2 separate regions of the Mus musculus genome follow, and region 1 is linked to region 2. The links are chromatin loops, found by intact Hi-C in ENCODE. Cell type or tissue: left cerebral cortex. All regions are shown on one strand. Each heading gives the region's core, and the rest is flanking DNA. Links, peaks and the distances in the headings are about the cores only. Region 1 holds the start of Rnf32 (ring finger protein 32). Region 2 holds the start of Shh (sonic hedgehog).

Region 1 (11,006 bases), core at 5,620-8,119, 730 kb before region 2:
CTGTTGTCATTCTGAATGCTAACTGGTTTTTCAAGCAAGCAGGACTGACATTTAGTTGAAGAATACCAATTTTTTTTTTGTCTGTTTTTTTGGTCACTTTCCTTCATGTTTCTCACCTATTTTAACTGTCAATCTGCAGCACTGCCTTGCTGTCCTCACCAATGCTCTTACAAAGAGCATATCAATCATGTGCTACCCAAAGATACATTCCTTAATTGAATTTATGAGTGCCCCATCATATGAGCTTATATCCCATGGGGAGACTCACTTTGAAAAAGTACTTGCACCATTCCTGGGCGTAGGACTATAAATGTAAGCCACCATCTGTAAATAGTGGTAAAGGTACATAAAAAAAAAAAATCAACCTGGAACAAGATCTTCAATGATATACAATAAATGCTACAAGAATGGGAAGCTATGACAGAGAGCTATCAGAAAGCACTCTTGGTATAGAAAAATTCATGGTAGAAGTATGCATGTATTCTGAAAGATAAAGGTAATCTCACAGATAATGGATATGCCTTCTAGGTAAATAGACTTGTCCATGTCTTCCTAGGAAAAGTCATAGAACAGATGCTCAACCCATGGGACACAATAATTTGGGACACAGACAAAGCCAAGAAGACAACACGAGGATGTCTAATACTAAGAGCTGAGTAGCCATGAGAGCACTAGAGTCAATATGGGAATAAGTAGCAATTCACAGGGATATGTCTATCTGCATGCATCTGCCGGGAAACAAAGTTTGCAAAGAGTGTTTTACTTAAGATGCTAGGAAAAGGAAACATAACAAAGGGAAGAAACTCTTTCCTCTTTAGGAAGTAACAAAGATAACAGCAGACATTCCAAGAAATCAGGAGACAAAATAAAACCAAAACCAATGGTAGATAGAATCCAAGATGTATTTTTCTCAAAAGAGACATTTTTAATGAAACTGGCCTAAATAAAATACAAATCATGAAGGAAAAAATACAGAATAAAAAAAGGAAGTAATTATAAAATGCATGTGAAAAGTGGAGAGATAGCTCAGTCAGTAAAGGTCTAGCCACATAAGCCTGGGTTCTATCACCATCATCTAAGTAAAAGGCTGGTGTGGTACTAGTGCTGGCAAGGCAGAGACAGAAGATCGTTAGAGCTTGCTAGCCAGCCAGTCTAGGTTAACTGGTGAATTCTAGTTGAGGGTCCTTGTTTCAAACAATAAGTGATACCAACCTCTAGCTGTGGAGCAAGTGGAACTGTGTCACCAGACAAAAACTTGATAAGGTTGAGTAGATTCAGAAGCCCCAGTACCCTCATACCTGAGAACAGTAGGAGTTATATCTACTTCTTTACACATTTCTGTCCTGGGACATGTGACCATGATACCCACTGGAGAGAACTGTTCCAGTCATGTAGGGGGAGCACCCGAAGCCCCTCCACATGCAGATGAGGCATCCTTAACATCTCAGACCAAGCCAATAGAAAGCACCTGCCTTTAGACCCCAACCCACCCCAAAATGTACATAAGGCCCTGTGTACAAGGAATAAACAAAGACAGTCTGAGAGTGTCTGTCTGTCTGTCGTATAGAGCTGTAACACTTTGAGGAAGAGAAATTCCCTCTTGAAGCTTTCACTGCTGGTAAGTGCTCAAGCCTACGACAGTCACTTCCCACATGGTAGCCCCAACCTTGCCATCCACTCCTTCTTCCCTTTGGAGAGGGTAATGCAGAGCCACACAGATCTCCACAGACAGCATCTGGTACACAGATTGACATAAAGTCTCCAGATGCACATGACATGCCTCCACATATGAAAAACATATACAAACAAAGATTATGTTAACATTTGTATTTTCCAAACTTACACATAAGGAAGCTTAACTTACTTCACTAGATTTACTTCTGGTAAAATATACCAACACTAAAACCATCAGGAGAAAAACAAAAAAGCTGAGTTGAGCCTAGAGCCATCGGACTCAGGGCCTCTCCTGCCTTGGTTAAATGCCTACCATACTGGGCAATGAGTCTTTGTTTATTCTTAGACCAATGATGGGTATTGTTGTAGGTGGAGTGAATCCTATTGTCAAAGGCCATATTCTGAACTGAACAGACTTGTGTCTGCAATAGCACCCCACCCCACAAGCATCAGAGCTGAGAAAAGGCTTTTGTGGTGAACATCAGTGACAAAGCTTTCTCTCAAGATGCCTGTCACTCTTGGCTGGCCATTCTGAACGTGTAATCAAAAGTAAAACTTTCTTCCCTTACCCCAGCAGCTAAAGGAATAAAAGGGGTGCAAATGAGATAACTGGCAATGAGTGAGTTTCCTCTCCATGCTGTGCAGGCCTCCCACTGTGTCCTGTCACTGACCCCTGCACACACTATAACACAACGTCCCTAAGCAAACCTATTTTCCATGCCTAGTCACCTAGGAATGTTTTATTTCTAACTTTCTAGTATAAAATGATTTCAGACTTACAATAGATTGTAAGAATGTGATGAAGAATTCTATGGTCTTAATATGCTGGTATAATGCTGAGTACCAGGGAATTAATGTGAGCTAATTATCAACTGCAGCCCTGCTCCCTTATCCTTGGTTGTGCTGTCTGAGGCTCCCATGATTCACTGTCAGCTACCATCTGAAAACAGTCAATGGCACATTCCAAAAACAAGTCAGAAGGTTTTTTCCCCCAGTCTAAGCAGCACAATACAATCTCACACTGCCCTGTGCTTCATTCTTGCCTAGTGTATCCAGGCTGTGTATATGATGTGCCCTTTGTCCCTCTGCAGTTTTCTTGGTGATAAGAGAGACTGTGGCAGTATTATAGTCTTAGGGTTTGTTGTCACTGCAGAGCAACACAGCAGAGTTGCTAGTCACCCAGATGTACCCAACACAGGAAGTAAAGCGCTTCCTTCAAGTGGGAAAGGGGAAAGTTTTTGATTTCACAGAAAGCAATTGTGTGCAGAGGTTGCCAAGATAAGACGAAATCGTCTATGTGCCAAACTTTAAATATAGAAAAATAGATTCCCAAGAATTTTACAATTATATTTCTGCAATACTCATATTGGCCTATGGTGGGATCGGCGGGAAGAGGGAATTTAAGGCAGCTTGAACCACACAGTGAGACTTTCTCTCAAAGAAAAAGTTCTGGCCCCAAAGATAAAGTGTATTAACAGGGATCCAGTTAAGATGGAAGAGACACTAAATTTGTGGATGTTATTCAAGCAAATGGCAAAGTGTTTCATTCACCAAAAAGCACCGAGGCTGTGAGAATTCTGGCAAGAAGTTCCTCAGAATAAGGAACATGGAGACAGTCAGTTCAAGTAAGGATCACCACACAAATTCTCGGAGACGTTTGGGCTGAGGAGTATGAGCGCCATTGCTGGCCTATGCACAGCTGGAGACACTGCTGCCTCAACCGGAGGGAGCTTACAGAGGAGGGACACCAACCAACGCTGGTCTCAATTCAATGGAACCAGGCTCTTTTAAAAGAAGTGAGATGGAAACTACATTTACAAAACAAAAAGATACAGACAAATGCCTGTAGTCAAGGCACTCAGGAAGTTGAGGCGGGGAGATTAAGAGTTGAAGGCCAGCATGGGCTATAGAAGGAGACTCCCAAAGCCAAGAAAAATATGCAAGGGAAGGACAGCAGGACTTCAAAATACAGAGGCACAAATCCAACTCTGGCAGTATGTGGAGTGCCACAGGGCACATGACAAAACCAGGCACAATGTACACACCCAGGAATTCAGACTCACAAAAGCAAGTCACCTGCCCCTGTTGCTGCAGCGTAGTCAAAGAGTATTGCCAACAGCCATCTTGTTTATGGACAGTTCTCCAAAGTGAAAAAAAACCTTGGCAGATGAAGAGTTGGCATTAAAGCCTTATTAACAACACTCTTGGCTGCTAATAAAATGAAAATGTCATGGTTGTCTCTTTACCCCAAATATAGCATTGCTTCAGCCTGACAAGGCTACACTGGGTTAATTAGCATTAAGCCAAAGGAAAAAAGATCAGGTTAGCTTACCTAAAGTTAATGGTGGTGGTGTGGGGTCTAGAACATATTCCTTCTCTGGATCTTCCATGTTAGGACCCTCTGTAGATTTTCTAAGCCCAGTATCTATGATGGCTGTTGCATCTCTTTTGAGAGATTTTGACTTCTTCTCTTTCTTTCGTGCTTTTATCTTACAAGGATCTGCTACCGAGAGATGTCCAAGTTGAAGATCATGTAATAGGTGGTCCTGTAAGGCAACTGCAGTGACTGCTAAGTTACCTTTGTTAGATGAACGATCCTAAAAACATGGGAGTAGGAGGTCTTATTTAGTGGACCAGCATGTAACACCATTTAGAAGAAAACGGAGGCCTTGTTGTTCCCTGGTGGCAGATCACCAAGTCAGTGGGAAGGAATGTCAGAGCAGTACCTAAGCAGAGCAAATCCCAGGCCCAACATCTATGGTAGAAATAAAGGGCAATCTTTCCAATTAGTTACTGGAGCCTTAATTATAAACCAATAAGTTCAAACCTGTGGGTGCTTAACTAAGACCCTGCTGTTTTGCTGTAACTAAATTAGACTCCAGGCAAACCTTAAAAGGAATCTTGCTCTTAAGTATAAGCTCTCTGGTGAAAACTTAAACATTTCTTGCAGGACCAGGTCCCTGAGCCAGGAGATGTGTGCAAGCAGCACCCTGAGACTGTCTGTTACCCATATCACATGCACCTCCCACTTCTGCTCACAGTTTCCCCAAGATCACAAGGTTTGTAAACTATTTTTATACCTGCAGAAAGTCCAGCTAGGCTACCCCCTGTAAATAAAAGCATGGGTCTGTTCTCAGGAGGATGGAGTACCTTATTTCTTAGCATGCTGTATCAGGAATCAGGAAACACTGTGGTGTGGCTTTAACGATCTCTAACATCACGTTACGATAACTTCCATTCTTCTGCTGTAACAGAAAGTAAGAGTGCATGTAAACATCCAAGTCTACGAGGGCTCTGGGGATGGTAAAAGGAATGCCAGCCACAGAGCAGCGTGAGCTGCCCTGTCTAATTTACATAGTCCTAACCCAATCCAGCCCTGTCCTCAAAGAGCTTACCATGGTACTAGAAAGAACAATCTAGAAGCAAAACCAGAGTCTTAGAGCAAAGTCTTAGACCAAAGTGAGACACTAAGTAAATAAACAACCCTTGAAGACAACATTTAGCCCAAGTCTTAAAGAGAGAAATGTGTGTGCTAGATGGCAGGAGCAAGAGCAGAGATGCCCAGGAAAGCAGCATGCTGTTTGTGTTTTGGCAAGAAGGGAAACAATGAAGAAGATGGGTGTATGGCACATGCCGACTGCCTTCAACCTGGCCAACACACAGGCGGACAGAATATGGGGGACAGATACCGAGTCCCAATCTGCTTTCTACTTTTTTTGGGCAAGCGACTTAAGCATCTCTGGCTTAGTTTTGCATTTATAAAAAAAAAAAAACCACAAAAATGCTGACATTGCAGGATTATTATATTAAGAGAAAACCTCCTTAAGGGCTTCCAAGGGACTGTTCTGCATAAGATACTCATAAATGGTGACTGTTGCTCCAATTCCCTTAAAAATGAGGGGACAGACTGGGTATTAACCCTTCTAGTTTTGGGACCAGGCTGTCCATAATATTCTACAGTGGAGAGAAAAAGCACCTTTTAAAAAGCAACCTAAGGGAATAGTATCAAGGAGCTAACTTTCAGAAAGGTGCTCACAGAGCAGCTTAGGCATTCATGCATACATGGGGCCCTGGGTTCTAACCCCAGCACTGCAACACACACTTGAAAAGATTACAGGAAAGTAAGTCCCATAGGAACTAATGTGTGAGACACCTGATTTAAGACAAAGAACCAGCAGCTGTTCAGACCCTTCAGAAGCCTAGGGCAGTTTTCAATGTGCTCACGTTCCCCTTACTTCTCAGTGCTGGCATGGAGATCTATGAGAGAAGTTTGTATGCAGTATTCCTTACCGTGGCCTTGGCTGGAGGAAGGCATGTAAAATACTAAAGGGTCACTGTTATTATTTTCCAAATTCAAAATGCCTGTAATTTGGCAACGCCAAATATGCATCATAAAAAAGTTCACTTTTTCAACAAGATTCATACCATCAGTAACCATAGGTAGCTACTTAGTCTACAATTTCACCAGGTTTTTATTGTACCGTTGTAACTAACATCAAGGTAAGAGCGTTAAAAATTGCCTTACCATAGTCCCATAGTATTAGCAAACTGACAATTGAAAGGATAACGAAACGTGTCAGATGTAGTCCAACTGTATGAGAAAACATAGAGAAGAGGTGACCCGTTAGTTTAGCAACAGGTGAGAAATACACAACCTCTGCCTGGCACTGACAGCCACAACAGCAAACTGCCTGTTTGTAATTAGCTTGCGCACGGTTAGGAGGCTGTGCTAGGTAGGAAAACACAGGACTAGGCGACAAGACATTTAATCACCAATTGTTTTCAGTGATCAGAAGGCAATTAATAAACGCGTCAATAGAAATGCACTGGAGAGATGGCATATAAATTTAAAATACGCCCCCAGAGACAAGAGAAGTCGTTGGAAATCTGGTCCGTGAGGTCCCTCGTTATATCACAGCCTTGTGCAGCGCAGGCAGGATCCGCGGACCGACCACAGCGACCCGGACCTCCCGCCCCAACACTACCCCGCGTTCGGCTCTCGCTCCCTTCTCTGCACCAGAGCTTTATACTTCAGACAGCGCTGCGGGACAAACTCACAACGGCCTTTCCTGTCCCTCAGCTGCACCTTTTCTGAACGGCTCCTCGTTGCCACGGCAACCAGCGGCCTCTGCGCTTCTAGGTGCGCACGCCCGCCGGCCGGCTCCGCCTGGCTCTCAGTGCGCATGCTCGCAGGTCCCCCCTCCTCCCCCCCCCCCCCCCCCCGCAGTCTGGCCAGACATCCCCCAACCCCCTTCATCTCACCTGCTGCGAGCGGCTGGCTCCGCCCGCGCTTACATCATGGCTCCGCCCCTCGCGTATCGTCAGCGTCCGGCGCTGGTGCGGTTACGTCGTCGTGAGGCGCGCGTCCTAGGCGCGTGGAGTGGCGTGCACGGGCTCTCCCGTCTCTTCCTCGGACGTGTGGTTTTTGAATGGCGTCCTTTCCGCTGCCCTCCAGCCAGGCTGCGTGATGCGTCCCGAGGATGCGCTGACCCGTGCGGCTCTTTGGAGTGCGCTTTCTGCTGTCCCCTCAGTCGAAAGACTTGATAACGGCCCCTCGACTGTTTTGCGAGCTGTGTGGCGTCGCCATCCGCCCTCCTACTGTTGTCACGATTGTGTCTTGGCTCCCGGTATCGTGTGGCCTGTTGTGTGTTGCGGGATGCAGGCCTTTTCACGTTCGCCCCTTCTAGTGGCTCCTTCCAAGATCTAGGGTCTCAAGGCTTCTCTGAAGGTGAGGGTGGAGAGAGGTGTCCTTGCGGCTCCTGGCCTTCTGCACTCTGAGACATTGCCTCCTACCCCTCTTAAGTCTGCATCCCCGCGCTGTCCTTTGAACCAGGCTTGATTCCCTGGGGTCCTTTAAAAGTCTTTCACTTCTTGGTGCCAAGCAGAAATATTGTATTGATTTTTCTCCTGCCTGGAATGCCTTTTTGTACTTTAATTGTACATAATTCACCTGGAAGTGCAAAGAAAACACAAGAAGGCGAGATCCTCCATAAAGTAAAGTCTACAGAAGTTACCGAGCTGGAAGATTGGTATTCTGTCACTAAGAAGTCCCAAAAGTCATTATAAATCTGGTACACATGATAAGTCTCTGGAACAATATAATTTTAAACTCCACTTAAAAGTTACAGATTTTTTTCTTGGCAATGAACTTTCTGGATTGGCTCTTACTACTTGAAGCTTGTAGAAGCAGATTAATAGCAGGCCAACTGTTTTAAAAGTCAAATTCACAATGAGTTAGTTATGAATTTTCACATGCTAGTTCAGGTGCTTTCAAGAAGTAGTATAATCTTAGCTTTTGTTTCAGTGAGTGATGCTTTTAGGAGAGCAGTAGGCCCACCTTTGTGCTCTCCTAAGACTGGTTTTTATTGAAGCCTAAGAGGGTAAAGCTTTTGGATGCCATTAGCTAGACCTGAGTTTAAACCTACATTTAACTCTTTGGATGTCTGAATTTTAACAAGTTGCTTTATTGTCCTGAGTTATGGGCTTCTTATTTTCAAAGGGGCCTTGTTGCATCCTGTCATTGGACATCTATTAATTACCCCAACAGTAGTCCTGGTCATTATTCTGTGACTGAATATGTGGCCAATCTAAACTAGTTGGAAACTCTGATACTATGATGAACCATCATGATATTATACGATGGGGGCTGGGGGGCTGGCCTAGCTGGGCTAGTCACAGGAACTCAAGTGAGTTTTTATTGGGGGGAGCACTGGAAAATTCCTTTAATTCTTCCTACTGAATGTGGGAACAAGAAAAGACACGAAACTGCAGCTGCATCTGCTCCATTAGCATCATAGGGTAAGAGCCTGAAGGTGTGGAGCTACCAGGTGAACCTTAGAAGATTATACAGGAAATGGCAGAACTGGGATTTGGACACAGTCCAAGATGGGTGATGTAGTTTGAGCCCTGGAGCTAGCCCAGCTCTTGGTCTTTTCATCTATTGTGGGTCTAGTTTTCTGTTACTTTGAGCAAAAAGAAATTCAATGAAAATAGGGATTCTGTTACCACAACTTAGGGTTGTGATGAAGTTAAAACATGATACTGTATGTGAATTGCTTTGGACAATGCCTACTAATTCTGTCTTGAGGTATTTCTCTCCAACTTTATAAAGTTATAAAAAATAAAAATCCCATTTAAAAATTCCCCACCTTATCCAAGTATTTAACTCATGATGTTTTGCTATCTAAAATAGGTTGGCCAGGAGATATGCTGCATCCTCCGATTTTGAAGACTAGTGGTTTGATTTTCAAAATATTTTTTAAAATTTTCTTTTGAGTCCAGTAACATAGTCCTATATCCTGGCCAGTGCAGGTACTGGTAAAGGATTGCTGGTCCTTTTACCCATCTCTTAAAATATGTGAGTTATAACATGTTGTCACTCATTCTTTTTATCCTAACTTTTGTAACCCAGTAATCACTCCTTTCCATTGAACAAATGGGTCAGTCTGGAAAGTGGAAAAACAGACTAGTTCTGAGTTTCTGCCCTAAATTATTTTCTTTTTCTCTGCATGACTCCTCTGAACATTTCTTAAAAGTTCAGGTCTTCTGGTGGCAGCTTCCCGAGCTTTTCATTTGTTTAAAAAAATGTTTTGTTTTTTTGGTATCCCCGGGTGGTCTGTAACTTGTTATATAGCCTAGTCTGTCCTAGGATAAATCAGTCTTCCTGTATCCTTCCTGATTACAAGGAATTCACGTGTGCACCATCATGCCCAATCTTTTCCATCAATTTTTAAATGAAATTCTTTGAGGTAACATCCATGTAGAACAACACTGATCATCATAGAGTGACTAGCTCGGTGGCATTTGATATGTCCACAGTGCTGTCGTGGTGTCCTCAAGTTTTAAGACATTTCTGTAGGGCACAGTGGAGATAAACCCTACACCAATGTTACAGTCTGCTCTACCCTAGCCCCTAGCAGCCACCAATTTATATTCTGTGTCCATAGACTTAGATGTACCTATACAATACATAAGTGTTTGGCTTCTTTTATGTGGCATTTTTCAGGTCCTTTGATATCATAGCTTGACAATGCTGCTATACACTTATACCACAATTGATTATGATCAGATGTTCACAGACATGAGTATTGCCATAAGCATTCAGATTTATATCTCTTACCACTTTTATGTAAGTGAAATCACTGGTCAGAATATGTGACTGGTTTTCACAGCAGTCACACCACATTTAGTTCTCACAAGCGAGGTCTGAAGCGTCAGTGCTTCCATACGTCTCCTAACACTTGTTTCCTGCTTTTGTCTTGACATTGAGACAAGCTTGCAATATTACCCTAAGCTTACTTTGAACTCATGATCTTTCTGATATGAGCTACCATGCTTGGCTTCCCCTTTAAAAAGTCCTTTAAGGTAGGAGATTGTATTATGGTTTTGAATTTACCTAGTTCCTGGTGATGTGGTACTTCTTCATGTACTCTTCTTTTAGTGGAAAGTGCTGATAAATCTTTGGCCCACAGATTTTAGTTGGACATGCTCATTCTTCTGATGAGCCATCCCAGATGATTCTCATTTCTGTTACAGTATTTTCAACTTGTATTTCCTTTTGATCCCGTCTTGTTTCCTTTTTTTAATGTATTTATTTTATGTATATATGAGTACACTGTAGCAGTACTGATGGTTGTGAGCCATCATGTGGTTGCTTCAGAATTTGAATTCAGGACCTCTGCTCACTCCAGTTGACCCTGCTCGCTCCGGTCTAAAGATTTATTTATTATTATATTTAAGTACACTGTAGCTGTCTTCAGACACATCAGAAGAGGGCATCAGATCTCATTATGGATGGTTATGAGCCACCATGTGGTTGCTGGGATTTGAACTCAGGAGCTTTGGAAGAACAGTCAGTGCTTTTAAATGCTGAGCTATCTCTCTCTCCAGCCCCCTCTCCCCCGTTTCCTTTTTTATGCTCATATTTCTGATCTGCTATTGCATGTGACTGATGAGTTTTACTACAGCAGGGCATGTTTGTTATTTTATAAAGAAAAAAAAAGTACTATTGAGTTTGATGTTCAAATTTTATAGACATGATGCCAATATCAGCGTGACTCTGGAGATCCTCATACTGGATGCTATGCTATGCGATGGTAGGAGTTGCTGAGGGAGGAAGAGTCTTTGTGGCTTGACCAGAAGCCTTGTTGAGTCAGAGCCTATCTCAGGCCTTTTGTAACAAAAGAACTAACTTTGGGTCCTTTTGCTTTGACCATAATCCTAACTCTACCCTTACTTTTCCCAAGAGGATGCTCTCTCCGTGCCTGAGGACTTCCCATCATGTCTTCACTGCCACAATGAAGACCAAGCTTTTAACATAACCATTGGAGACA
Region 2 (11,006 bases), core at 5,016-7,515:
AGCATCCAGAAGGGACTGAAGAACATCCCCAGGAGCAGAAACCTGCAGCCAAGTGGCTCCCCTCCCCTGTCCCAAGTCTTGGGGATTCCCATCAAGGGAGTCAGCAAAGCAGAAACTCTGATGTGATTGTTTGTGAGCACAGCCCTGTAGCTGTTGGCTGACATGATTTTTTTTTTCAAAGCTCCCCAGGTGATTCTAATGCTTAGGCTTAATGGATTACCTCTCCCGGGGGCATCTGCGCTTCAGCAGCTCCAAGACTGGAGGAAAGGTGGTGGCATGTTGGAGTGCCAAAGTACCTATGGTAAAGAAATGCCCAGACCTGGGTCAGAAGAACTAGCTATGGCATCCAGACCCATCCCTTGGTCCTCTGGGCCATAAGGCCACCTGCCTACACTGAGTTTCTCTTTTCAGCCACAAATGTAGCTGGTGGCCCTGTAGAGGACGGAAATCATTTGGAGACTACAAAGATTCACAGAACTGAGGCCTGAATTAAATATCCATGGCTTACACCTTACACAGGGACTACTGAAGGTTGGAGAGGGCGTGGACAAAGTATCTCACAGCCATGTGATTCTCTGGCTGTTAACACAGAAGCAGCTTTCCCAGGCTTAGGGCTTCTCCTTGGCTGTGAGGTTTTCCTCTCCCCTAGATATCACCCCAGAGAACAAAATGGAGCAAGTGAAACTCTATTTGCCAAGATTGAAAAAAAAATCAGGAAGAAAATGAAACTTAACTGGGTGATTGGATAGAATGAGATGGTGCAGAGCTGTTCTAAGGAAAAGAAATCAACTGGGAGAAAAGAAAAGAGGCCAGCAGGCAGGGCTGGGCTGGGATCCCTAGTTCAAACTGGGGAAAGGAAATTAAGGGTTGGAAAGGAAAGACAAGTGTCAGAGAGCAAGGAGGAGCCAAAGAGCCTAGTCCTGCTTCCAGGCCCTTCCAACTGGAGACTGCAGAATTTCCCCAACCGGGCAGGCCAGGGCCGAAGGCAGAGTGAGGACGCCATCTAGCGGCAGGGCCAGAAGGGGGAAGGGGCCATGCCCAGGACTATGCCTCCAGGGGTGTGGGGCAGAGTCAAAGGTTGGCCAGTGCTCCTCAGAGTGAAGGAAAGAACGCTGGACGGAAAGAAACAAGAAGAGTGAGAGCCTGCAAATGCCCAGCAGGAGGAATAGCTGAACCTACACAAATGAGAAGTAGCCTCTGGGAGTTAAATGGCTGGCCCCACCAGGCAGAGATTGTGCTCTGGAACCTCTTACAGGCACAGGGAGGGGCCCAAATGGTCTAGAGGGGAAAGCAAAGAGAGGGAGCCATCTGGTGTCTGGAGGTGGAAGGCAGCGAGTGTCTGGTGTCTGGGAAGTGGGGAGAGGGTGGGATTCCCCGGGAAGGAGGCAGAGAATAAAGGCCACATTTCTTCCTGTGGCCAGCCTCATGATCCCGTTCTCAAGACAACAAATATGAACTGTGATTGCTTTTATCCCAGCATTTCTGCAACCTGGAACAGGAAGCAAGCTGTCCCTGGGTACGAGGAAAAAAACAACAGGGTTTATAGTAAATCTTTACTTTCCTTCTAAAGATCCTTCCAGACTCCAGGAAGGCCGGCCCTTATCAGGCTCTCTTGGAATTAGCATCCATTGTCCCTAGAGATGGAGTGGGGGTGAGCAATGGGCCAGAGCAGAACCAAGTCACCTCCTTCTTCACAGCCAAAAGGGAGGTGACCATGTCTGGGCACTCCAAGGCCAGCTGTGCCCACATAGAACACTGGCAGCTTAGGGGTTTGTTTCCAAATCACATCTGCAGGTATTCCAGGTCTCCAGGTTACAGAAATGCTTGGATAAAAGCAATCACAGTTCATATTTGTTGTCTTGAGAACAGGATCATGAGCCTGACCACAGGGAGAAATGTGGCCTTTATTTTCTGCCTCCTTCCCCAGGAAATCCCACCCACTCCCCACTGCCAATCCAAAGCTGACTAGAGCTGTCTACAGTTGCATGATCCATTCACCAGTCTATATTCAAAGACATCAAGAAGAGAGTGCTGGTCAGCATACACAGAGAACAAGGAAATACTGAAGCAAAATGAGGCTCCAGGATGCTCAAGTCTTGTCTAGCCCACCACCGGCTAGTAATATGAAAGCCACATGCCAGGCAGGCCCACTCTTCTGGATCAAGAACAGTGGGTCCCCTTTGTATCCATTTTTTCTAGTTGATGGGGGATGTACACAGAGGATACAGGCTGGAGAGTCTGGCTCTTATTTGGTCTTCGTGAAGCTGGGACCAACTCCCACTAAGAATCTGTACTTGGTCCTCATAAATCAAAGGATAGAAAACTCCAGAGAGGGCAGGTGTGCGGGCTTTAGTCAACCCTTCCAAGCCTGGGATGGTGAGGCTCTGCCATACTGCCATTGAGACTCACAGTAGACAGTAGCAAGCACTTTCCTCGCCTCACACTAACTCAAAAGCAACCAAGTTTCTAAGTCCTCTGAAAACCCCACTGCCAGCTGAGCTTCAGGTTTGCTGGGCTCTCCCTGCACTGGGACAGGATCAAGAGCCAGAGGCTGGTCTCATGGGATAACACTGGAGGACTCGGTCCCTAAGCAGGTATTCCATTCCACATAAATAGTTCGCCCATCCTAGAGGAATCTTGCCTGTGAGTAGGATGGGAGAAAAGCCAGAGCAGATTTCTATGATCTATAAAAACAAAGCGTTTCACATTCTATTTTTCTGGTTCAACTAAGACTTTTCTGGAAATTTTTCTTTTTCCTGAAAGAGTGTTGGACACCCCAAGAGTAGTGACCTCTAGACAGCATATCCTCTTCTAAGATGCCCCTTATGGCCAGAACACTGTCCTCTAGATCCCTAACACCTTCAGTCTGCAGGCCCTACACCTAGCCAGCTTCTTTCCTTGAAAATTAGCTTGCAAAGCTCCTGTGAAATACAACTGTGTTAAGGAGCCTGAATTCCACATCAACTTACCCCAGCCCTGCACTTTGCTAGGATAGATTGGAAGGGGTTCTTCACGCATGCAGCCTTGCCCACTTTCAGTTGCCCCAGGCAGATCACCTCTACCCACCAAGCACACACCAGCTGCCCTCCATGCTGGGGTGCAGCACATAGACCCACTGAACCTATGTACCCCACCACATTCTGCAGACACTCTTTACCTGCCCCTCAGCTGGGATGCATCCATCCACCTGCAGAGGCTTGAATGTGGTGCAGTCAGTGAGATACAATAAAGGACAGTATTTTAGGGCACTTAAAACAGCAACTCTTTAGGTTGTGGCCACCTGTGATTATCCTCTATCTAAAGATGCTAAATATTCAGGAGATGCTCAGGTGAGCTGTTTTCACAACCCCGTGACGTCTGTCCTGTACACTCACATCTGGGGATGGGGTGTAAATAAGGCAAACAGGAGGGAGGCAGCGTTGCCCTCAAACAATTGAGAGGCTGTTTTATGGTCAAAGCTTGTGGGGGGGGGGGGAGCATCTGGACTGTCCTTTAAAAACTTATGCTGGCTTTAACCAAAGCATCTTCCATTTAGAGAAAGTAAGGGGGAAGCAGCCCTGAGCACAAAGCAGGCAGTGCGGGGTATTTTTCCAATAAACAGGCCTCCTCCCTCCCACCCACCTTTACCTTAGTAAAGACTTTCTTTCTTTCTTTCTTTCTTTCTTTCTTTCTTTCTTTCTTTCTTTCTTTCTTTCTTTCTCTCTTTCTTTCTTTTTTAAACTGGAAGCCTTCAGGTGAAAATAAAGCCACAGCAGCCAGAGGGGGGAGAAATGTAGTCTTTCTCAGGGTTAACATCAGAAGACAAGCTTGTGCGGCTTGGCCAATCAGATGCGCCCCTGCCAGCTATAATATAGTGCGAAAGGCAGCCTGTCTCACAAGCTCTCCAGCCTTGCTACCATTTAAAATCAGGCTCTTTTTGTCTTTTAATTGCTGTCTCGAGACCCAACTCCGATGTGTTCCGTTACCAGCGACCGGCAGCCTGCCATCGCAGCCCCAGTCTGGGTGGGGATCGGAGACAAGTCCCCTGCAGCAGCGGCAGGCAAGGTTATATAGGAAGAGAAAGAGCCAGGCAGCGCCAGAGGGAACGAACGAGCCGAGCGAGGAAGGGAGAGCCGAGCGCAAGGAGGAGCGCACACGCACACACCCGCGCGTACCCGCTCGCGCACAGACAGCGCGGGGACAGCTCACAAGTCCTCAGGTTCCGCGGACGAGATGCTGCTGCTGCTGGCCAGATGTTTTCTGGTGATCCTTGCTTCCTCGCTGCTGGTGTGCCCCGGGCTGGCCTGTGGGCCCGGCAGGGGGTTTGGAAAGAGGCGGCACCCCAAAAAGCTGACCCCTTTAGCCTACAAGCAGTTTATTCCCAACGTAGCCGAGAAGACCCTAGGGGCCAGCGGCAGATATGAAGGGAAGATCACAAGAAACTCCGAACGATTTAAGGAACTCACCCCCAATTACAACCCCGACATCATATTTAAGGATGAGGAAAACACGGGAGCAGACCGGCTGATGACTCAGGTAGAGACCCATTGCGGGTGGGAAACAGACTCCTTCCCGGGAGGGGGGGGGGGTGCGTGTGACCAAGCAGTCAGCCCTGCTCTGTTTGCTCTTTGGGCAGGTAGGAAGGCGGCTTGCTCTCTCCTTCCCCACCCACCTGCCCACCTAGCACTCCTCTTCCGGGAGGAAAAAGGAGGTGAAGGGTCCAGCAGGAAGTTTAGGGTTTGCTGGAATGGGGCACCAGAAGATGGGGTTCTCTATCTTATTAGTCTCATTTTATTAGTCTCATTTAATTAGTCTCCCGGGACGACCTCCTCTAACTACCTGTATTCTAGCTTGAAACTTAGAAAGACCTTTACTCTGAGGGAGTCTGCCCTTTCCAAGTGGAGGCAGAAAATGGAGGGAGAGGGGATGCCCCTATACACTTCAAAGGGCCTCCAGGTCACTGCAAACATAGCCTGGAGCATTTCGTCCCCTAGCTCCTACCTTTTCCTTTTCTGTGTTTTTCTCCCAAGACCACCCCACCCTTTACCCCACCACCACCAAAGAACTGTAACTGAGAAAGCCTGGGGGCAGTTCTGACAAAAGGCAGGAGCTCCAGAGGCGCCCGTCTTGTCCCCACTGTATCGCGTAGCCTGACTGCGATCCCATCGTCCTCAATTGTGCCGGTCAGAGAATGTATTGATATTTCTTTAAGGATGCTCCTCATTTCTCCAGAGCCCGCGGTACCTTAGGGGAGGGACTTGGAACTTGCTGGCTTTGCAATCGCTTTAATTTTTAACCTGCTTGCATAAGAATTAAAAGCGAATAAATATTCGGCGACGAGGGTGGATGGACAGACGGCAAAGCAAAGCACGAGCCTCTCTTCCCATCCCACCTCCTTTGAGATTTCCAGGCTGCCAATCTCCCAGCCAAATCGAGACTTTCTGAAACTCCATGCACGTATGACTGGAGCTGGAAATGGGTTTCCTTGCAAATATAGGTCAGCATCCTTTTTACTGCCCTATTAAAATATTCAAGTCCTACCTTTAGGGCTAGGTGCGCCGAGCGGCTGGCGGAGCGGCGCTGGCGGGGCGCAAGTGCAGGGGGCGGGGGCTGGAGAAAACAAGAGTGGAACAGCCCGCGCGACGCGACGCGCATCTCGCCACCGGGTACCTGCTGTATGGGAAGCCTAGGAGACTAGCCTTAGGGTGGCGGGCCAGAACTGGAGCAAAGAGGAATCGTGGAGACTGAATACAGGGCTGTTCTCCCTCCATCTTCTCCCTCCATCTCCCTCATCTGCTCCCGACCACCTTAAATCTGGACCGCGAGTGTGGGCGCGCGCGCGCGGGGGAGCCGGAGAGCTGCGCGAGCTACAGTTAACTCTGCGCGGACCGCGGGGCGCCCGACTGGTGTGGCTTGAAGGAGCGAGTTCTCTCTCTGGCTCCGGGCACCCATCCCCTGGTTGGGTGCCCCGGGGGGGGGGGGGCGTCTCAGGATGAGGAGGTCCTTGGAAAGGTGTGAGGAGGTAAAAGATTACTGATGCAAAGAGGCCAGGCGTGGACACGTAGGGTACCTCAGCCCGGATGGGTCTGCAGGGGGGTCTTCGGCGGTCTGGCTCCGGTGCCCAGAGCGCCGGGCCTCTGCGTGTCGCAGAGCTGCAAGAGCGCTGAGCCACGGTAGACGCCTTTCAGCTCCACTTACTCCTGCGTTATCGATCCCGGGACTAGGGTTGCAGCGCGCTCGGGGGTTGGGGGTGGGGGCGAGCTCCGGCGGCTTGTCCCTGGCTCTGCACGCGCGGAGCGCGCCCCGCCAGAGCGCAGGGCTCCGAGCGCGCTCTCTCCCTAGGGCGCGCAGGCAGGGGTTGAGCCGCGAGGAGTCGCAAGGCAGGGAGCCCCGCGGGCCTGACCTGGACTGCAACCCCGCCGCCTTCGCGGCCCTTCGGCCTCAGCGCCCTAAACGGAGACCACCAGTTACGTCCTTTCCCTCACGCTGATCCTTCCAGCCCGGTACCCGGGGCTCAGCGGCCCTACACCGGATCACTCTCGCCTCCACCGCCGCCGCGTGCGCGCGCGCGCGCGCGCGCGCGAGCAGCATTTGAACTTCTGACCTTCTGTCAAGTTCCTTCAGACGAACGAAACGAAAACACATACTTTTTTCCCCTGGGCAGTAGCCTTTCTGATTCCCAACCCAAAAAGAGGGGGTAGAGACAGCAAAAGTGGGGGTGGGGAAGGCCAAGCCAAGGATCTTCTCACCCACCCTGCAAAAATCCACCAAAATAAGGGTGGCTGTAAAGGTGGCCGTCCAAAAATTTCCTCTTAGTACAACCCTCGGCGGCTTCTTATTCCGGCTTGGCAGAGTTAAGAGGGGATGGGAAGGAAGAAGGTGGCCAGACGACAAGACTAGAGGTAAAGGGTGAAGCGGGGTGGGGGAGGGGATAGGGGGGAGAACCTTGGGTCTCAGGAACCTGCCATTGGTCGTCCCCACCCTCCTTTAACAACCACCTGGTTCGGCCCAAGGTGCCACTCTCTTCAGTCTCTCCTGCCTCCCAGTCTGTTTCTCTAAGGTGACTGAGCCCAAGTCCCTCAACCATGGCAGGACCGTCCCCAGTGGAACTTTCTGAGCAGTTCTGGATCGCAGGAGCTCCTAGTTAATATTAACTCCGGAGAGGGAAGCGCAGACAGACACTCTTCCAGCACAGTCCAGGCCCCAGAGAGTGCCAGGCTGTTGTGCCCGCGGCCAAGGGGCTGGGGTGGGAGGCAGCGAGGGGCCTGATCTGCAGGCTCTGCAGGCTGAAGTGGGAGGGGGGAACACCTGAAGAGCCAGGTTGAATAATTTCCTACGTGCTTAGGGGTTAGTCAGGAAAAAGAGGCCAGGTGTGGGTTTGAAGAATAGTTTTCTGCTTTGAAGAGTTGGGTCTGTCCCCGCCCCCCAGTTAGGGGAAGAGTGGAGTGCATTTAGAGAACGGAGTCTCTTGAAGTGAGACACCACCTCCCTCACAATATGGGGAGCCCATCTTTGGATGTGACAGCCCCTGCTCTGAGCCCCTGGACTGCACTGGTGTAGATCCGGGAGGTGAGCTGGAGGCTTCAGGAACAACTTGGCCTCCGCAGACACAAAGCTGGGCCCCAGTGACCCTGCTGGGCTTCACGGTGGCTGCACAGAGTCGGGCTTGATTAGCGGCACACGACCCAATGAATTAATAACCGGGCTGAGCTTCAATTGCCTTGCCTGCGACATTCCCTCCCATCGCTGGCGGGGAGTACCCTGAATCTGCCTGCTGAGCTGCGCTGGGCCTGGTGCCGGGGAAGACTCTGGGGCACCAGGTACCAATTCGGTAACCATCAGAGTTGGCCTCTCCGCGCCTAAAGCCTGTCTCGGCCCAGAGCTCCTTGTCTGGGGTCCCCCGTGTCTGCTTTAGTGGCGCCGCTCAGGGTACTGGGCTCCAAAACCCTATCCATCCTACCCTCGCTCTTCCCTACTGCCGGATGGGAAGCTTGTTAAAGCCACATCGCAAGCTTTTCCCTCACCCCATTGAAAGAAGGGAGCGAGGTGAAGTGCAGGCTGGAATGAAGAAGGAGATAAGCAGAATGTACCACGGTGTGCGCCTGCGCGCAGCGGCTCTGATTCTCTATTCTAAACTGACCCTGGTTCAGTGACTGATTTTCATGTAAAACAGATTCAGTCCCCCAGATTGAACTCCAACTCGGTCCTTCGGACTTTCCTCTTCAGGAAAACCGCTGGCAGCCCAGAAACCTGCCAGAGCGGACCTGTTGTTACTGCATCCCTTCCATCTGTTGTGCTTTGAACTCTACAGCCCTGTTCTTGGGCCTTTTTGTTGCCGGAAAGACTTTTCCTGACACACACACATTTCTCTGTCCATGAAGGACTGAGCTGGCTACATCTAGAGCCCGGTCATCTAGGGGCTATTATCCCATCCCTGTAACCTGAGGGATCACGGGTTATCAGTCCTACCCTCTGCAGAAATTACTCCTGCCTCTACAGAGGTCCAGTTCTCTGGGTAATGTGCTCTTACCATGTTGTCTCCGCTCACAACCCCCAATCCAGCATGCCACCAGCCGCAGCATAACCTTGCAAGCACTGAGCTAGCCATCCACCACACACACTTGCCTCCTCTCTTTAGGACATCCGTTTCTTAATGTGGCCCCAGAGTAGTGCCTCCACTATCCCAAGTTCCACTGTGTCCTGCAAGGGAGGAGGCAGAGTCACCAGACCCTCTCTTGGGCAGGGCTCAGAAGCTGTGGGCTTTTCTGGCTCCCCATCCCCCTACCTTTCCCACCCCACCCCCATCCACTTGTTAAGTTTGCTCTTCAAACTTGCCGGACACCATTCTATGCAGGGCCAAGAAAACAAGAGGGGAGGAAGAGAACTAGTCAAAGAAAATAGGAACACAATCAGGCCCCAGACAAGCCTGGCAGAGAGGAGCTCCTTGGGGGAAAGAATGTGGCTGCCTAGACCAAGAATGTTTGTCCTCTGCCCTGCCTGTGCTGGACACCAGCATTAACCTGCTTGCTTGTCCTTGACCCACTGCCTACCCCTCAGAGTTGCTATGGGTTTCCTCAGGCCCAGCAGGTATAAGGGAGGCCTGACCTCCAAGATAACACTCCTGCTGCACTCTAACCCTCAGAGTGTGCCAGAAGTCCTGTCTCACCAAAGCGCACCTGGAATCTCATCTAAGGAGAAACCCCTCTTGTTTCTCAGGCCATTATAGCTACATCTAAGTTTCTGAGTTGGAGACAGGTGGTCAGTTGGTTCCCTGGAGAACCTGCCTCTCCAGCAGCCGCCATGCCCCACCCCCATGTTCTCATTCACTCAACCCCTGGGTCCTGGGCCTGTGGTTGGTGGAGAGACCACCAAGGACCATGTCTGACACTTAGGGTTCCCCCTTCTCCCCACAGAGGTGCAAAGACAAGTTAAATGCCTTGGCCATCTCTGTGATGAACCAGTGGCCTGGAGTGAAGCTGCGAGTGACCGAGGGCTGGGATGAGGACGGCCATCATTCAGAGGAGTCTCTACACTATGAGGGTCGAGCAGTGGACATCACCACGTCCGACCGGGACCGCAGCAAGTACGGCATGCTGGCTCGCCTGGCTGTGGAAGCAGGTTTCGACTGGGTCTACTATGAATCCAAAGCTCACATCCACTGTTCTGTGAAAGCAGGTAAGTGAGCCTTCTCCTCCTGGCCTTTCTCCATCATCCTCCCCCTCCAGCCTCTCCCACCAGAAGGTCTGGAGGAAAAACAGAGAGGAAGGAAGAGCCATAAAAAAGGGAGGAATGCTCTTGAAAATAAGTAGATCTCGGTGGTGGGGACATAGCTCATGACCCCTCCCCCAACCAGGTACTTCTGCAACCTTTCAGGCTACTGGCCAGCAACTCTGCATGGTCAAATTCCCAGACTGGTTTGTTTCCAGAGCCCCCTGCTTCAGGTAGTAGAGACAGAGGATGTCAGAGAGCATTGTGGAATGGGGGGAAGGAGGGGGCTTCCTGGTGATTACAGATATCAGCCAGAGCTTGCCTTGATCTCTTCTCTCATTTAGGGCTTAAGAACCTCCTGCCGCCCCTCCCCCCAACCCCATGAGCAGAAGGGTCTGTCCAGGGCATAAACCCGGGTACTGGCTCCTCCCTGCTGGGCGCCTGTGGATTCTAAACTAACTTAACTCACTCGCTAAGCGTGTGTTGGGAAAGGCCTGGTGGGAGGTAATGAACTCTTTACTTCCAACGTCGGGAGACCGCAAGCCTAGAAGCATCCGTTCTTATTAGGAGCCCAGCTGGGATTCAGAAAGTCCCTGGCAGGATTGCTGAAGGCGATCCCGCTGGAGCGGCTGCCCCCCAGCCAGCGCTAGGCGGAGTTCCCTGGGCCTGCAATGCCACGCGCTGTTGGGGGGTGGGGGGGGGGAGGTGGAACAGCTAGAGAGGCAGACAGCCAGCCAGCGCACGTGCAGTGGCCTCTATGAATTGTGTTGCCTGACAAGGCAGCTCACGGTGACTTTCCATAGACTTCTGTCCTCCCCGAGGCCCCCCACCCCAGCTTCTCAAGTTTCCTAAACTGTATATTAGCGACACAATTTAGTTGGAAATAATTTCAACGTCGAGAAATACTGAGTAGGTGATACTGGCTCTTGCAACAATAGCTGCCAATGATGCACAGGAGCGGTGGTGGCCTGTAGAAGAGGTCAGCTTCAGGAGTTCCACCTCACCAGGCTCCTTGCAGGACCCTGGTTCGGGAGCTCCTATTAGGCTGGGATGGGAAATACAGTTGGCGGGCCCAGGCCCTAAGTAAGCTCTTCCCTGGACCTTAAGTCTGCGCTGAACACGCAAGACTTCCCTGCCATCCCTGTTCTCGGAGTCCCTCTGGTAGGAATTCCTAGGGGATATCCTCCCAAATGAGCAGCGGTAATCCAGCCCGGAGGGTCTCGAAGGCAGTGCAGACCCCGGCCGGGGAGGGCAGCTCATTGGCATTCTACACACGCGGGCTGGGGCGCCGCGCCTTGTGTGTCAAGCGGGGTCGTGCG

What was found. Peaks named below come from ENCODE experiments on the same cell type or tissue, not always from the same donor. Only the 100,000 strongest peaks of a DNase experiment are listed, where the experiment ranks them.
Region 1: it touches region 2 in a loop (5-fold over the local background); 6 of 42 quality-filtered maps call a loop at or near these places.

Annotation. Positions count from the first base shown.
Region 1 is chr5:29,191,839-29,202,844 of GRCm38, reverse strand. It overlaps Rnf32 (ring finger protein 32), which reads right to left and starts at 6,852. Exons shown (of 10, transcript NM_001289757.1): 1 at 6,733-6,852; 2 at 6,200-6,265; 3 at 4,825-4,919; 4 at 4,007-4,271. The coding sequence starts at 4,839. In left cerebral cortex, for the core only: no CTCF peak of the experiment used is centred there; DNase peaks (open chromatin) are centred at 6,401 and 6,946; H3K4me3 peaks cover 1,446 bases; H3K27ac peaks cover 1,187 bases.
Region 2 is chr5:28,459,970-28,470,975 of GRCm38, reverse strand. It overlaps Shh (sonic hedgehog), which reads left to right and starts at 3,875. Exons shown (of 3, transcript NM_009170.3): 1 at 3,875-4,515; 2 at 9,393-9,654. The coding sequence starts at 4,213. It overlaps 9530036O11Rik (RIKEN cDNA 9530036O11Rik), which reads right to left and starts at 3,992. Exons shown (of 7, transcript NR_015562.2): 1 at 3,628-3,992. RefSeq lists enhancers at 10,863-11,006, 10,863-11,006. In left cerebral cortex, for the core only: no CTCF peak of the experiment used is centred there; DNase peaks (open chromatin) are centred at 5,209, 5,758 and 6,298; H3K4me3 peaks cover 1,767 bases; H3K27ac peaks cover 1,030 bases.